Regions from separate parts of the Mus musculus genome. Here region 2 is linked to region 1. A link is a loop called in an ENCODE intact Hi-C map of the cell type or tissue named here. Cell type or tissue: left cerebral cortex. All regions are shown on one strand. Links, peaks and the distances in the headings refer to the core of each region. The heading gives the core; the rest is flanking DNA.

Region 1 (9,053 bases), core at 500-8,499:
AGAGATGGGTCAGAGGGGCCTGGAGAGAGAGTCAGGGGCTTCCTGCCTTTCTAAAAACTGGAGTTCAGTTCCCAACATCAACACATCAAACAGATCACAGCCACCTGCTACTCCGGCTCCTTAGGACCCAACATCCTCTTCTGGCTTGCTTGGGCAACACAAAAGTGTATGTACACACACACACACACACACACACACACACTCACACGCACACTATTTAAAAATTAGTCAAGAGAACTGAGGAGAATAAATGATAAGACAGGCACCCAGTGAAGTCTCTCTAAGAAGGTACCCTTGAAAATGACAGGTGCAGAGAGGCCTTGGGGGAACATTAACAAATGAAAATGCTAAAGACCATAGCAAATGTGCCTGCCACAGAGAACACAGTCACCTTGTTCTAGGTCTTCCTGTGTTTGGTTTTTGGATGAGATGTGGAAACTTAGGGAGAAGGGTCCTGTTTAGGCCTAACCCCTGTGAATGGAATGATGAAGGGTAAGTGTCCAAACCCAGTTACTTCCTGAGCCTGTTCTGAAAAGCAGTGTCCAATGCTTCTCATACGCCAAAGGGCTTCTTAACCCACAAAACTCTGGTATGTGTGTTTCCCCCTTATTATCAATGCTGTCAAGCCCTGACCATGGAGCTGTAGACAGTAAGTCGAGTCTATCTGACACCTCTGCAAAGGTCTTATTGGCTTAGCTCCAACACCTGTGGCTCCATCCTTGAGGATGTCACTCTTGTGACAAACGGAAGCCACAGAATGTCAGCGTAAGTTGTCACACAGCCAACTATCACATGCCACTGGATGGCACAGCAAATCACTGACCATCCACTGTTATTCGGTGGGCCAAGCAGAATGTGCTGGGCCGGTGAATATTTCCCAAGGCAGAAGCTCTCCTTTGTATTACCTTCCCTTCCTCTCAAACCATGCACATTCCTCAAACTCCCACATAGCAAGAGCACATAAACCCTAGGTCACGTTAGACTGGAGGTGTCACTCGTGTGCTACATCATCAACTGTGGTCCCTCGTCATCTCTCAGTTTGCTCCTAAGAATCCTGAAGGGAATGACGGAGCTGTCTTTAGCTCTGCTGTCTCTGAAGACCTCTGTTAGGACTTCCCATCCAATGCAATCCTCATACTATCTGGACTAGCATGGATCCCTGGCTATGGGCTCATACCCTTCAAGAACATGCCCAAGTCAGATGCCATATTACTTGGCTACCAATGGGGAGTTTCCGAGTAATCTGATAGGTGCACAGGACTCAAGGAAAAACAAACTATTTTCAGCTGACTGGAAGGGATACAGTAAGGAACGCAGGTGAACAGCCAGATAAGGCAGATACGGTGAGGCCCAAGGGACTCAGTAGAGGGCTTTCTATTCCCGTGGGATACACCCTGGGACTTTCACATGTCTCCATCAGACACATTCTGAGCGCCTCTGTTTATAGGGACTTACAGAGTCTTCACCAGGCAGGTGGGATTTATTGGCTCAATTTCCAGCCCTGGCAGCTGGAGCTGAAAGCTGTATACGCCTCCTCTCGGTCTGGTTGTTGGTGATCAGCCTCATCTTTAGCAGCAGCCCCTCAAATCGCCTCTGACATTTTCTGGGCACTCTATCTTAAAATGAAAGTATCTCCCTACTGCCCATGTGTCAAAGGTTCCCAGTTGGGTATGTGTATTAGACAGGGTTCTCTAGAGTCACAGAACTATGGATAGTCTCTAGATAGTAAAGGAATTTATTGATGACTTACAGTCGGCAGCCCAATTCCCAACAATGGTTCAGTCACAGCTGTGAATGGAAGTCCAAGGATCTAGCAGTTACTCAGTCTCACGCAGCAAGCAGGCGAAGGAGCAAGAGCAAGAGCTAGACTCCCTTCTTCCAATGTCCTTATATTGTCTCCAGCAGAAGGTGTAGCCCAGATTAAAGGTGTGTTCCACCACACCTTTAATCCCAGATGAAAGGTGTAGCCCAGATTAAAGGTGTGTTCCTTAAACTCTGAGATTCAATCTTCTGGAATACATAGCCACTGTGGCTCAAGATCTTCAAACCAAGATCCAGATAAGGATCTCCAAGCCTCCAGATAAGGGTCACTGGTGAGCCTTCCAATTCTGGATTGTAGTTCATTCCAAATATAGTCAAGTTGACAACAAGGAATAACCACTACAGTATGGCAAGGAATTAGTGGAAGCTTAAAGTGATAGGGCCTTGTCTTAGTGGAGGGAGATTTGCTTACTGGGACCCATTTTAAGACCACAGTCTGACTGTTATAACTTCCACTTTAAAACAAGGTAAGCCCACCTAAACTATAGACAGTCTTACAGGAAATGTTGTAGTTCCCTCCCGAGAGATACAAGCCTCTGGTCCCATTCCTGCTTCCCACTCCCATGTATCTCATGATCTTCCAGAGCCAGCTATACACAATCTCTGCGTGAGCAGCTTGTTCTGTTTCCAGCTTAGGGGAATAGCTAGCGCCTGAAGGTGGAGCCAGAACTTAGGTTAAGCAGAGCAGAGCAGCCGCCCACAGACGGCCTATCCTGCCAGATAGCCTGCACTGCGCCAACGCCTGACCTTCCTCAGCTGCTTCCTAGAGCTGAGTGCGTTCTACACGGCTAATACCAAAGCTGTTTGATAAATAACCTCACACTAAAATGGATAGGTCAAATGCAAAACTCACACACGGTATGTGACAGACACACTTCCACATCCAGCTGGCCACATCTGTCCTCAGTAAGTTACTGACAAATGTGCTATTGAAATTCAGTAAATACAACATTATGCAGGACTCTGACTTGAAAATGTCAGACCTCCCAAGGCAACGCTGTGGGTCAGTTCTCCTCTTGTCCCGAGCATGGGAGGGAGGCTTCATCTCCTGGTCTATGCATTCTCCCACCTCCGTGTACCTGGAATCAGCAACTGGAAATGAACAAAATTGTAACAGCTGCATAGGCCAATGGCTACCATTTCCATAAGCCCTGGTGTGCATGTTTCTAAGAAGCCAGGAGCCCAACCTATGAAGTAATTCAGGTACATAAAAGCTGTATTGTCTAAGACAGACCCTTTGCTTTGCTTTATTCCACGAGAACTTTCAAGGACAGCACAGTCTGTACAGAGTCTGTTCATCCGTCACAACCAAGTGTCCTACTCCTGAGCATCCCATAAAAGTGACCGTTCTCTGACGGTCTGCCGGGGCTCTTCGCCAGTACTCAGCCAGCACACGGTAACCAGCTTCTCGTTTCTGTCATAATAAACAACCTGAGGCAAATCTGCATACAAGTCTTTCCCTGAGACACCAAGGGGTGACAACTAGGAGTCAAGGCCACAGCATAAGGCACACTCACGCTGTCAGTGTGGTGCTGAGTCACACATAAGGCACACTCACGCTGTCAACATGGTGCTGAGCACCTTTAATCCCAGCACTCAGGGGGCAGGAGCAGGTGGATCTCTTTGAGTTCGAGGCCAGCCTGGTCTACAAAGAGAGTATCAGAACAGCCAGGGCTATACAGAAAACCCCATCTCAAAAGCAAAACAAAGCAAAAAAAAAAAAAAAAAAAAAAAAAAAACAGTAAGAAAATACTTAACTTGCTTTGTGGAAGTATTTTGCTAATTTAATTTGTTTGGTCACAAATTCAAATTTTGATATAACGTTGATTGAATTTCTGTCTAAGTCTACCTGTCACCTACCCATCCTCTCCTTAGCTTTGCCTATGAATCTGCTTCAAAGTTTGCTCTAGCTGTCATGACCTGGAGCTGTCCATTTCCATTTCTTAATCCCTGAAGCATCATATTTGCTAGCATTTTGCTTATTTATATATCCCCTGTGGTCCTCTTTTACACTTTATATGATGTTACTTATTGCTAATTAGATGCTAGCAACAACCTATTCAACTTGACTTTTGAGATTCATTCCAACATATTTAAAAACGTATTTTTAAGAACCCTACTAAAATTCCCAATCATTGTTTGGAAAATATATGCAAAGCCACTATCAACAAAACAGAGAGCTACTTACTGAATCCAAAAAGCAAAGGTAAGACCCTGTGCTCTGTGCGACGGCTTGGTTTTTAGAATATCCAACTGTTAGAAAAAGAGAAGACAATTCTTTTAGAACTCAGCGTTCGGCAGCATGAAGCTCAGTGTGCTTTAACACCCCAAGAAGGCCGAGGTCAATCCACACGGCCACCCAAACCTCAGGGACAACGCTGAAGGAATAAAAGGGAGTTAAATAGAAAGCAACGTCCATGTTCAGTGATGATATTAGAGAACGCCTAGGATAAGGCATCTGGGACTATATTAAAATAAAGAGGAGAGTGCAAAAGTCTGCTTAAGTGGGTGCAGTACAAAGCATACTTGTATATGACTGGTCAGTAAATGTTCAATCTGAATACTTCATGGAAGGCTAGCTGACCAGTGCGAGGTGACTGACAATGTCTGCCACATCTGGGTGTGTGCACACCCAACCCAGGTCAAGCATTCATTGCTCAACACAGACCCAAGAGAACTTTTAGTCATGATTAGTCATCGCAAAAGTCCAGAGCTGGGGCAGCCTAAACTGAAGGAAAAACAAAACTACGAAAACAAACGGAATGACTTACTTGACAGTGAACCAGCCCAGGGTTTCACACAGCGATGAAGCAGACCCTTACTGTAGGATGGAGCACAGGAATCAGACCCAAAGAAGCAGACTGCATGCAGGGGACACAGAACTCAAGCAAAGAGGTCCTTCTGGGCTAAAGGGCTGGGAAAGTGGTTGTCCTGGATGAAGAATCCAGCCTGGCCTTGGCTTCAGGGACTGGGATGCCTTATCCCCAGGGGACATATTAAAGTATTTTACAAAATCATTTCCTTCAAAGATACTACTAGCAAGTTGTAAAAAAATAAATAAATACATAAACCAACAAAACAAACAAACCAATGCCCCCATAGTGGCAACGCAATGAGTGGCACTGAGAAAGCAGAAGAACTTAAAAGTCAAAAATCACCCCAGAGGATTACAAAGGGAACTGTGTAAAAGCAACAGTGCCTGCAGAACCCTGGGTGCAGACTTCCTCCACAGGAGCCGACTGTTGGGCTAAGAGGGCTGAGCTTCGCCCTATGGTCAGGAGAATTACAGAGGCTTGGATATTTGGGGCACTGTGCAAAATGTGACACAAGCTCAGCAGGGGTGCCCAAGGCAGATCCATTCAAGGGCATTCAGACCAGAAGAGGGCGCTAATGCGGCTTGAAGGAGGGTGAATTCTTCCTGGAAGAGAGCCGACCAACACCTGAATCACATCACCAGAGAGTTACAGTCTTGATGCCACTGAGAAAATCACACAAAGCAAAATGGATGTGAACAGAGTTGAAACAATAAATCTCTTTGGTATTTGAAGTTGAGACCGGCTTAGGAAAGTTGTCAGTCCTGAGGGAACCAGCCAAATGTGAGAATACACACACACACACACACACACACACACACACACACACACAATCACGAGGGGGGGGGGCGCACTTGGGGAAGACAGAGACACCAGGGGGCAGGAGGAGCAATGCTATGACTGAAAACAGAAAAGCAAGACACAAGACAATGCGAGGCTGCCCTATTTGCTCATGCTCCTAAGATCCACCCCAAACCTGATCCTCCTGCCAGGTTCGTAAGAAGTAGCAGTTTAATTTCCAGCACTAATCTCTAGAACTTGGCCAGTCCAAACCAGTTAACAAAGGCCAGATTTTGAAAAACCATTAGCATAAACAAAAGCAAAGGAGGAGATGACCAAGAAAGGTCATGTGATACCTCCTACCCTGAGATAGATCTGCAACAATGTGATACCTCCTACCCTGAGACAGATCTGCAACCACCAGGAAACCCCAGGGCCATCCCTGCAGAGCAAGGCAAGCATGAGAATAAACCCCTCCTCAGAACCTCACCAACAAAAACAACAAGTCCTTCTTCATAAGCACGCTAAAATTAACAGAATTCTGTTACAAACGTTGCTTATGGAAAGTCAGATTTTAAGAGAGAGACTGAATCCACGAATCTGTAATGAAGGGGGTCCTAGCCCACTGAGGATGCTGGAAGTTTCTCACAATGAATCTTGTGTTTGGCAAAGACAAGGGATTTGCTCTAATATTACTGCCTTGAAGAAAGTCAATGTTTGTGCGGGGGCTCCATGTTTGGGGAGGCCAGTCCTTTTGTGAGGGTAGTCGGTTGCTATGGTTCCAACAGGAAAAACCTAGCTCCATGGAGATACTAACATTCCTCACTCCTGGAGAGGAGCAGTAGGCTGTGTGGTTCACACTGCCTTTGCAAAAAGCCACACGACAAAATCTATTTCTGTTGTTATATGGTTAGTTTTAAAAAGTGAGTCTTAACCCACTACAAATAACCCAGCATTCCTAAAAACAAAATGCTTGAATTTATGTTATCTAATGACGAAGGTAACATGTCCTATTTAATATATTACAGGAAAACGCGTCTTTCCAAAGAACCAGCTAAACTCCACTGCGCCTTACTCCTGATTGCCATGAATTCTCATTCACTTCCCATGGACAATGAGGTGATGTCATCTCCCGGCACTCCACCTGGGGTCCTTAGTTTTATATACTGTCCTTGTCACAGACAGAATGCATTCAGTCATGATATGACTCAGTGACAAGCAATTCAGGTTTTATAAAAGATGAAATCTGTCTTTAAAGTGGAGACAATAAATATCGGTTAGCAAAACGCCTTTTTTATTCGATGACAGAAGCTGCAAAATCCCTCTTAACTAAAAATATCAAAGAACATTTAGTTTCAAATTCACATTTCAGAATTGAAACATACACTGTTTAGGAACCCATGTAGTTTTGTATTTCAACGTAAAGACAATGGAACTGGGAAATCGTTTCCAGAAGATATTAACATTTTCCAGATGCACAAGATGGGAGAAGGTTGCTATTCCTGGGTCTCACTCCTCAGACGCTGCTGTCTGTCTTCTTTTCTGAGACGGGTCTCTCATGAGCCTGGTTCTCCCTAAGCAGGCCTGGCTAGCCATCCCAAGGGCTTGGCCTTTCTCCAAATATGCTACCACACCCAGCCCTTTGGACACATATTCTGGGAATTAAACTTGGGTCTTCACGCTTGGTAGGCAAACACTTAACTGACAGAGCCATGTCTTTAGCCATGTTTTATTAAGTTGTGTTTTGACTACTCTTCTGCTTCCTCAGACAGCGCTCCCGAGGCAACGTTTCTTAGGGTTGATCTTGACAGACCAGGTTCAGCTGAGTCTTAGCAGCCCAACAGTGCTGACTTCAGCTTCCAACATCTACCCTGTACTTCACCCAGAACAACAAACACAAGATAAACGAAACATTAGCAGGAGACCACAGACGGCTGTGTAACATCAGCACAGCAGGCTTTCAGATTGGGAGTGGGTGAGGCATAAGCTACTTTGAGAAAGCAGACAAGGGCTGGAGAGATGGCTCAGCAGTTAAGAGCACCGAGTGCTCTTCCAGAGGTCCTGAGTTCAATTCCAGCAACCACATGGAACAACCATCTGTAATATCTGAAGAGAGTATCAGTGTACTCATATACATAAAATAAATGAATTTCTAGAGAGAGAGAGAGAAACTATGTCCAAGGTCCTTAAGACACTGAGACCCAGTATTCTATGTTACCTAGATTGGTGTCTGGATATTGGGGGATGATGACAGACAAGACTGAAAGGAAGGCAGGCAGGAAGGAAGGATCACAAGCAACAAGGGGGTGGCAGGATGGATGAATCACGAAGTGAGGAGAAAGGGGGCGGAGCAGGATCACTAAGGGACCTGAGGAGCACAGGTCCTCTACCATCCATGCTCCTTAAAACAGCCATCCAGATGCAACATTAGCAGCAAAGATGAACAGCAGGAAGGGAGGGTGGCTGTGTAGCAGCAGGTCTGGTAACACCAAGGCTTGCCTCTTCCTCCTCTTCCTCTTCCTCCCCTTCCTCTTCCTGAGAGCCATCAAGTCACGCCAGATACACTCACCTCCTTCCTCCACCTCTCACCCACACAACTCTACCCAAGATCTCACAGGAAGCTGTTAAGAGCCCAGGCTCAGGGAGTTAGCAGCAGCAGCAGCTGTCACAACGAGTCCTCGAGAGGGAACCCTTACCTGCTGCCTGCTGCCCTTGAAATACACTGGAACTACACAGACTGCCCGGTCTGGACACTGTTAAAAATGGGAACAGGGTCTCTGTGCTGGCTTGACACTCAACTTAAGCTAGATCTGAGGAATGGGAACCTCAACTGAGAAAATGCCTCTATCAGGTTGGCCTGTGGGGCATTTTCTTGGCAGATGACTGATAGAGCCCAGCCCACTGGAGGTGGCACCAAGCCTTGTCAGGTGGTTGTGGGGTGTAAGGAAGTTGGTATTGGGGTATATAAGAAGGCAAACCAAATGAGCCAGGACTTACAAACAGATAAGCAGTGGTTCTCAACGGTCTCTGCTTCTATGTCTGCCTCTAGGAGACTCCTGCTTTGAGTTCCTGCCCTGACTCCCTTATTGAGGGACTAGATACTGTAAGGTGAAACAAACCCTATCCTACCCAGGACGCTTTTGTTAATGGTGTTTATCACTGCAGTGGAAACCTGACTAAGGCAGTATGCTACTCCTAAAACGTCAGGGCAGTGGCTTTCAACCCTAAATTCACCTCAGAACCCCTGGGATGCTTCCACCACTTCCAGTGCTGAAACAGAGTTGCAGACAGACAGACTCTGTCCTAGGCAGGGCTTAGGCGCCTGGGGTTTTAAAGTATCACAGATGGCTTCAAACACAGCCAATCCTGGAAGCAAGTAATCAACTTACCAGCTCTACCCAGCTGGCTGAGATGGCTTAGTAAGTGTGAGCACCTCTGCCACCAATGTGAGGCTCTGAGTGTGATTCCAGAACCCACCCGGCAGAAAGAGAATCGACCCCTCAGGTTATCGTCTGACCTACACACGTGTGACCTCACACTCATACCCACGCACACTGGAAATTAAACAAGTATTAAAAAATTAAATTTCTTTTTATTAAAAAGAAGTCCTAGCCAGAGAGGACCCATCTGTCACTAAGA
Region 2 (9,053 bases), core at 661-8,660, 160 kb after region 1:
CAGAAGTCTTGCAGAAATGAGCTGATACCTTCCTCATATAAGAAATACATAAGTCAGTTAAAAATAGTCCTCAGAACGGATGTGATGTTGCTGCGGCTGTCACGGGAAACACATGAATCAGTCACAGGAAGATGTGGACAGTCCATGGGTTTGGGGCTCTTTCTTGGCTGTTTGGAAGTTCTTCACCTTACCTTATACCCTGGCCCAAGGAAGCACCTAACATTGTGGCTTCCATACCTTTTGAAGGCTGGGGTTGCTTCCTGGATTCAGACTAACCAGAGCTGGTCTGGGAAGAGGGGGGCACATATGTGTGTGTGGATACTCCACAGCCTTCAAGCTTCCTCTGGGCCCATGCTCCCCCTTACCTGGGAAGTTGTGGGTATCATGTACAGCATGGCCAATCTATGGTCTGGCTTCTGTTTAACTTCTGAAGAAGCAAAGCCTGTGTGGTCACCGATGTTTCACAATGTCCTATACAGTCACCCAAGGCTGCTGGCACATTTTCTGACTGTGTCAGAAGCTTGCTTGGTTTGTATTAGCTTAGGAAAATGGGTGCTGAGACCTTAGAAGCTCAGACTACTAGGTTACCATATGTTCAGAGGAAAGTGAGCTTGTGGCTTCTACTGGGTTTGGGTTCTGTGGGCAGAGACGGCTCATTCATCTACCTGAAGCCTGAGGGCCCTTAGAACTCTCTGACTTCAGGTTTCCATTGCTAGGATGGGGTGGAAGGGTCAGCAAAGAGCCCAGACAGCCAGTTTGCTAGAAAACTAGCTTGACTGTGAGGTGTTAGAAAAACGGCAGTGATGTCCCTAAGAGGACATGCAGAACTACCAGCCGCTGCTGCGGTAGGCTGGGGCTGGAGATTGCTCACCCTGGACTGACCCTTCTTTCCTGGTTCTTTCGGCTGGATAAGTGCTGATGTGAAGAGTTCGTAAACTGGAGGGGCTTCTAGGAATGCATACTTTATAGTGAATCCCCCAAACAAAATCTTGGTGTGATAATAGAGATCAAAATCAATGTTCTTTTATATTTTGAGCCAGTGGAAGTTATTTTTCTCTAGGTTCAATTTTTTATTTTGTTTTTTTTTTTTTTTTTTTTTTTTTTTTTGCAGATTCCTAGAAGCTCATGGACTCTGTGCCCTGAGTGAGCTTTAGATTCTGATTGTCAGAAGAACCAAGGCTTCAGACCCTCTGCTTGGCTGGTATTTTTCAGAAGAAGGATTGCTTGCTTACCTGGACCAGGAGCACCATGAGCCTGCCCCCAGGTACACATGCATTCATTTACTCATATAGCCTCTATACATGCACACCCATGCATATACACCTGTATGTGCATGCTCAGACAGGACTGTCCCATACATTTGACTATACACGAGCCCATCCATGCTCATGTCCACATACAACTAGATAACACCAGAAGGCTGCTTTCTTCATTCTCTTCAAATGTCTCTAACCTGGCTTTAGGCACCAGCAGGTTTGCATAGGCCATGGCTAAGTAAATTCAGAGCATAGCCTAAGGGCAGGTCCCAGCTCTGTAGTTGGTAGTGTGAGGGCTGAACCAGCATGGTTGGAGCTGGAAGCGTGGGCTCAGTGGAGCCTAGGCTTGGTAATGGTTCCCCCATCCATTCTTTGTGCCAGAGACTTTGTTATGCATCTTCCTAACAAAGCTGTGGGATGGGCATTATTGTCCCTATTACTTAGGTGAGATTAAGAGATTTATTAGGATGAGGTCCTCGGCATTTTTTTATTTATTTTGTTTTGTGGATCCACCTACCACTCACTTCCCTAGCCACCTCTGCATTTTTCCTGATCTGTAGTTCTACCCACTGTGGTCCCTCCTACCCACTCCCTCATCCTCTGCTCTTCTTTATTCTGCTCTGTGGATCTCCCTGCCACTCCTAGATCCTTACTCCACTCTCCTTCAGCCTGCCTAAGCATTGTCTCTTCACCTTAGCCTCCACAGTATATACCTCTTTGCTTAGAGACAAGATAAACATATGTTTGATTTTTGTTTCTGGTTCTTGGCATATCACAATTCACAGTTCTTGAACTCTACAGTGACTAGTATCTTTTAGATACTAATTAAGTGGTCATTTGGGTCTTGGACTCTTGAAAGCTTAGGATAGGTCTGTCTGAAAAGACCAAGCCTTCCTTAGAAGGTTAGTCTCAACTCTACCTTTGAGAAGGGAAGAAAACTGAAAACTGAGTTGATCACTGAAGCCAGATGGTTTAACTGGTATAAATATTTCACCTCCACTTCAGAAAGCCCTCAAGATTCTCCTGAATGAGATTACTGGGTGTCTTAATGTCCTACCTCCCAATGCCAGCCCAAGTACCCTGTCAGATCCCAAGAAGCAGAAAGCCCTAGCTAGGAACACAAGATCAACTGTAGCATTTGAATCTTGGTTATAGGGACTATAATGCACCCTGAGCATGGCCGACCTCTGAGGGACCGGATGGGTGGAGGGAAGTTGGGGTCTTTCTTGTGATGCATCACCTTTGGACTCCAGGAAAGATGTTCATATGGTTTCCACTGAAAATTTTCTGCTGAGTCTGAGCCATTTGGAGGTCAGCATTTCTAGGTCAGTAGGATGACACTGCAGTCCTGGGGTGTAAGGTCACAGGACAGAGGGGCTTTGAGGAAGGGAGGGAGGGAGGCACCATCTCAGCACTGATCAGGTCTAGGACTCTTCTCTGCCTTGTTTGACATATTCTGGGCCAACTTTTTGTCCAGTCCATTTTTACTTACAGTCCTTGGAAAGCCTCTGAAGTACATACCAGCACTTGCTCTGCAAACACTAAGCTACAGGCTCCAAACCACCTCCATCATCCTCATGAAGACTCTTAGGAAGCAACAGACAAATAGGTGGCTCCTTTTTCTTCATAAGGGGCTTCCAAAGGACTGGGTCTTCCTTGGAGTGAACTTTTGGGCAGAATAGTTTACAATTGAATCTGAGATGGGGAGGATACTTTATCTAAGTTGTCAGCAAGCCTCTGGCTCCAGGAGCCCCTTCAGGTGTTGTTTTCCCCCTAATATCTCATGGGAATTCTTAATGGCACCCAAGCTTCCTGCCAGGCTGGGGTGTATCTGAAGAATGAGCAGAAGGGAGGAGGAAGCCGTGCTAGGAGATGGCTCAGTGGGTAAGGACGCATACTTAGTGCCGAACCTGACAACTTGAATTTGATCTCTGCACCACATGGTCAAAGGAGAGAACAGGTCCCCACACATTGTCCTCTGACTTCAACATGCACACTATGAAGTGTGCACATGCATGCACATGCATGCACACATAATAAATAAAAAAGTTGAGAGAAGGGCTAGGTGCCAGCCAGGACCTGCTGTGTACACCACTTTCCAGCACTAAGGGATGGAACCTCACTGAGGGAAGCTCTGCAGGCATATCAGGGTTTGGGGCACTTCACTGAGCAGACACTGTTGCTCCTCATAAAGTGGCTTGCAGCTACATTGTACAGATGAGAGGAAGTTTGTCGAAATATTCGAAAATACACATAACCACAGGACACAGAGAGATCATACCTGACACATGCATGGCAAGAGATACATGCAGAGAAATCTGGCACATGTGTTTATACACAGAACATATCACATCATGGGCATATGCTCACACATTGAAGACATACCACATCACACACATTCTCACATACGGAGGCCTAGTGGACACTGCCCCCGGATGTGGCTTCCAGCAGCAACTGGAATTCCCTGGGCCGACTCCTACCCTCCACTTCTGCCTTTATGAAGCAGGTGCTAGCAGTTGACCAGGCTGTTTAGTGCCTTTTCTACTTGAAGCACTGATTTTCATATGCATGAAGGAAGAGAAAACATACCATTGAAGTAGTGATGGAGGATGACTGAAGTTCCAGCATCCTCTGACACTCTCCCATGGCCACAGCCTTTCTCTGACCCTGGCCCGAGTCCAAACTTTGCAGCTATGAGGAAGATTAAAGGACAATCTTAGCAGCATCCAGCTGTGCAGGAAGAGAAAGAAAAATCATTTGATGAGAACCTGAGCACTGTTTCTCACGCTTCTACAGTGCCACCTGCTGGCTGTTGGTGTTTATTGGTGCTTTTGCCTGCGTACATGTCTGTCAGCCTGAGGGTGTCAGAACCCCTGAAACTGGAGTTTGTCCATCTGTCATCTTCCCAGGCTCAGGTTTCACATCTTACTGTGTCTCATCTGCCTTCATCTCCGAAGAGCTCCTAAACCAGTTGGCACAAGCTTACTGCACTCAGGTCCCACATGGTCTGGAGTGGGAGAACAGGACATGGTCTCCAGAAGAGGCAAAGTTGTGGCCCTAGGCAGTAGATTCATGTAGGAGTGCTAATCTTTAGTGACCTGTGTAGGCTGCTCCACCCTGCTCACTACCCCAGCCTCTCCCTTTGCCTTTCTCTGGTAATGTAGAGTCCATGGAAGGTAAAGTGTCTTCCTTGGGTTTCACCAGAGGCTGTGATCAGGCTTAGCTGTGAGGCAGAGACAGCAGGTTGGACCCCTGTGGGACCAGAGGTACTGCACATACTCTAGGAGGCTGCTGAAATGCTGTGACTTAACTGTAAGCTGTGACTCTTGCTGGAGACACGCACTGCTTCTTTCCCTAGCCACAATTTCCATCTCACTGCTTCACCCTGACCTCATTGCTTGGCCCCAAGCCCTTCCATATGTGGCATCTGGCCTTTCTTGGGTGCCAGGAACATTGTACAGTTCCCCATGACAGTTGGCTTTTGCTGGAGAGTTGTCTGTGGGACTGTCTCCCTAGAGAATGACAGACCAGTACCAGGTCTCCAGATGCATAGACTCAGCTTGATACTATGTTGAGCTGTTTCCATTCATTTCTTTAACCAGTGGAGTCTTTCCAATCACAGGAGAGCTGTCCTCATCGCCTGAAGTGCTTCTTGGAGTAGAAAACCCAGCACTTGCCTATGTGCTAATATTCCCCTGTATACATGACTGGAGAGATGGCTTAGTGATTAAGAGCACTGGCTCCTCTTCCGAAGGACCTGGGTTCAATCCCCAGCACCCTCATGACAGCTCACACATGACTGTAACTCCAGTTTTAGGGGTTCTGACACTCTCACACATGCATGCAGGCAAAGCATCAATGAACAAAAAAAATTTAATTATATTTTAAAAGTCTCACTGGCCAATTGGCTCTGGTTAGACATGGTTACCTGCCAGTATTCTACTCTCAGTTGGCTGGTCCCTGAGAGCATCATCTTACTCTCGCCTGGGAGTCTGTGGCCGGCCCTATTCATTCATTCATTCATTCATTCATTCGTTTGCTGGAATAGACAGTATGATTTTAGAGAACAGATTGATCTATAGATGATAAAACCAAACAAGGACCCTGGAATAAGCAAGACACCATTCCTTATTTGACAGTTTCATTGATTTTTGAACCCAAGTGTTAAAGCTAGATCTCTTTTCTCCCAAGCATGTCATTCCCATACTCTGCTTCACCTGACCCATTCTTTTTCTCTGGGACGTTCTTATATGCAGGGCTTGATTTTTATGTCCTCTTGGTCCCTTCACAGGGTCCTTGCTGACTGAAGGAAGCCTGTCCCGTGCCCTAGCCAAGACTTCATGCCAGAGACACACATGAAGGGGAGTGTGAGAGCCTGCAGCTAGCTGCCTCCTCCATACGGGTGATCAGTGCAACTCTGCTTGATGAAACTTGTGGTTGATTAGGATGCACGAAGAAGGGCGTTGCTGCACAATTCCAAAGCCCAAGGCTGGTAAAGTGTGAAACAGCGAGGTGTTGCTGACTTTGCAGAGTTCGAGGAGGGAGGGAGAGCCACTTCTGAAAGCCCTGATGCTGGGGGCCATGCCCTGGCTGTTCTTCTTTCTGGCTTCTCTTTTGAAGATAAGCCAACTTCGAAGAAGAGATATTTAAGGTGTGGTGTTCAATAAACCATCCCTATATGACTGAGATTGGTGTCTGAGTGGTTTGTGAAGTAGTTCCCAGACCCTAACACTAGGCCTGCGTTAGCAGACAAAGGCTGTAAGCATTGGAGACAACAATTAAAACAGGTGAATAAAAGTTACTTTTAGACTCTAGCACTGTGCCAGCTACCTCACCCAACACTTCATCCAGTCGAGGGGCAAGACTGCTCTCTCACTCTCCCAAGTGCCACAGCTGTCAAGAGGCTGTGCCAGCTCTCCTGTTCTGATGCCCTCCCCTAAGCCTTTGCCACCAGAGCCTGTTCTTTTGTGCTGCCAGGGTGAGACCCAGTGTTCACTCTCCTGAGTGCAGCTGCTGGTGAGGAGAGGGGATAGCACTTTTGCTCTCATGACTCTAGGGCCAGCTCTCCTGGCTACCACAGAAGGCGAGGGGTGAGGTGAGGAGGGCATGAAGGCATCTCCCCCACACCCATGATGCCTCATGACAGACAAATGGCAGGTCCAGTTCTTCTGTGCTCACACCCTTGGGCCAGCTCACCTACACCTCAGTCACCAGGGCTAGCTCAACAGTGCTGCCTAGATGAGGTGCAGGGCCCATACTTCCAAGTGCTGCAGCTGGTGAGAGGCAGGGATTGCTCTCTAGAGTGCCAGAGCTGGTGAGGAGGGGAGCCAGCTCTGCACAGCCCTTGGATATCAACACGGTTCCAAGCAGCAGCCCAAACCAGGAATATCAGTGTTGTCTTAAGTGGTATCGTGAGCCCCACAGACCCAGACATGGCCCTCAGGGGCAGCACAGGCTGGGACTCCATCAAGGCTTCAAGTAGCAGGGTAGGCTACACACATCAGGCTATTCCTTCTCCCCCTTGAGTCTCCAGTTCTGCATCTCTTCGTGATGCTCAGACTGTTCTACTTCTCTTTCTTTTCGCTCTGTGTACCACACGCTTGCACATTGTGGTGGTTCCCGCTGTAAGTGGGCCACACAGCAGCAGGTCTCTGGGCTGCTTCTGCTCACCCAGGTGCATTGTGTTCTCCTTTTTTTAGATTATCTTTGTAGTTATCTTTGTCCAGGTTCATCACAATGAAAAGACCAGAACATTGCCTCACAGTGAAGTGTACCCAGTACCTACCAGGCTGTGTGGACAGTAGCTCACTGGGGTATTTCAGTGGTTGTGTTTTACAGTTACATCCATCTTTTTCCTTACTTTGCTATTTATAAGGTCACTGCTTTAAATTGAACATTGAGATTGGTTGGATGGACATATAGATGGATGGATTTGAGCATGCCCACATATATGTGTGCATTACAGAAAGCAACTGGGATAAGGTAGGGACCCTCTCAAACACTGTGACCTATTTTGCTTTGTTCTTGGGCAGATGCCCCATGATTCCAGATTATTATTTATTAGTATTATTTTTTATTAGTACAGCTTGCATTGTCTCACTAAAGCAGCCCAGTTCTGAGGCTGGTGGGATATGTTTTTTTTTCCTGTTGCACTAGGGACAGAACCTAGGGTCTCCTATATATATATGGGCAAATATTCTACCACTGAGCCACATACTTAGTGATATTTTATATTGTTTATTGCACAAATATTTCCTAAGAGCCTGCTAGGAGAATGCTAATTAAAAAATCTTTATTTCTTATTGTGTTATCCTTATATGTGTATGGAATTCAAGACTGTCCATCAATTTTTAATTCACATCACTAGAATTTAGTGTTTATAATTCAAAACTGTCACTGTTGCCACTTGCTGCATGTTCCTGTTTATATCCTCCCAGGTTGCACTGTGTGCTGTCTGGATATGGGTTTTGACATCGTCAGTTCAGTTGGCAACTGATACTTTTCTTGCTTTGTAAATACAAATTTTTAGTTTTGTCATCACTAACCTTAAATGTTAAAATATCTTTTTATCACTGGACTATTTAAAAATTTTTTTTCATTTAGGCTTAAGCCCTTTACAGGTATAATAGGTACCCAAATCCTTAGAAATAGACACATATAACTTAAAACAAAGTTTCAGGGAGAGTGGCCTTTAGCTATTATGTTTGTACTCTTTTGCCACTTTGAGAAGGGGTTAACTGAGAGGCCAAGTATTAGATGTCTTCTCCTCTCCAGACAATTGCTAAGTGGAAACTGAAGCCACAGGCATGGGGTGTTGAGAGCTAGAGCCTATGGTGCCTCTTGAACAGATTCAGGAAAAGCACTCCTCTGCCTTGGCACAGCTCAGTTTCTAGAGATTCTTATTTCTGCTTCAGATATGAACTATCTGGCTCTCAATTTTAATTTTCCTTCCTGGACACAATACTGGTATGGAGACATGATATTGCCATGTTTGTTGAGGTTTGAGAGAAGCACCTGAAGGCTTTGGCTGTTGTCGTTTTCTGCATGCCACTGCCAGGGTCCCAGAGCAAACCCTGTGCAATGACCCCGCCGGTCAGCCTCTGGCCAACCTTCACTTCCAGGGTCATGCATGCATCGTCCTTCTGGCAGACTGCTGAGATTGTCAGCCCGAGTCACAGATGCAGGCTTAGATCTCTCAAAACCTACTTTAATAAGGATTCTTAAGTGCTTGATCCTCCCTTCTAGCCCACCCACTCACCAGAGGGAGTGGAAAAGAAAGGTTAATGGGAGACGGGGGTTGTGGACCTGTTTAGAAACAGTTCTTTGGGGCTATTCCAACCTGTGTTGTCAGAAGTCCAGTCCACTTGCAATCACCACCTGTCTTAGTCAGGGTTTCTATTCCTGCACAAACATCATGACCAAGAAGCAAGTTGGGGAGGAAAGGGTTTATTCGGCTTATACTTCCATACTGTTGTCCATCACCAAGGAAGTCAGGACTGGAATGCAAGCAGGTCAGAAAGCAGGAGCCGATGCAGAGGCCATGGAGGGATGTTCTTTACTGGCTTGCCTCACCTGGCTTGCTCAGCCTGCTCTCTTATAGAACCCAAGACTACCAGCCCAGAGATGGTCCCACCCACAAGGGGCCTTTCCCCCTTGATCACTAATTGAGAAAATGCCTTACAGTTGGATCTCATGGAGGCATTTCCTCAACTGAAGCTCCTTTCTCTGTGATAACTCCAGCTGTGTCAAGTTGACACAAAACTAGCCAGTACACCACCCATTCACAAATTAGCAATG

What was found. Hi-C counts contacts between places; a loop is a spot of excess contacts. Peaks named below come from ENCODE experiments on the same cell type or tissue, not always from the same donor. Only the 100,000 strongest peaks of a DNase experiment are listed, where the experiment ranks them.
Region 2: a loop joins it to region 1, with 6 times the contacts of the local background. A loop is called at or near these places in 28 of 42 quality-filtered maps.

Annotation. Positions count from the first base shown.
Region 1 is chr11:121,647,600-121,656,652 of GRCm38, forward strand. B3gntl1 (UDP-GlcNAc:betaGal beta-1,3-N-acetylglucosaminyltransferase-like 1) reads right to left here. Exons shown (of 13, transcript NM_178664.5): 4 at 4,010-4,074. Among named protein-coding and RNA genes, the nearest start is that of B3gntl1, 21 kb to the right of the region's middle. In left cerebral cortex, for the core only: CTCF peaks have their summits at 2,451 (motif pointing right) and 5,193 (motif pointing right); DNase peaks (open chromatin) are centred at 2,523, 5,210, 6,235, 6,531 and 2 more places; H3K27ac peaks cover 3,049 bases.
Region 2 is chr11:121,804,381-121,813,433 of GRCm38, forward strand. It overlaps Gm12589 (a long non-coding RNA gene), which reads left to right. Exons shown (of 3, transcript XR_389241.2): 2 at 1,112-1,264; 3 at 5,548-5,946. Among named protein-coding and RNA genes, the nearest start is that of Gm30338, 14 kb to the left of the region's middle. In left cerebral cortex, for the core only: a CTCF peak has its summit at 4,060 (motif pointing left); a DNase peak (open chromatin) is centred at 4,055.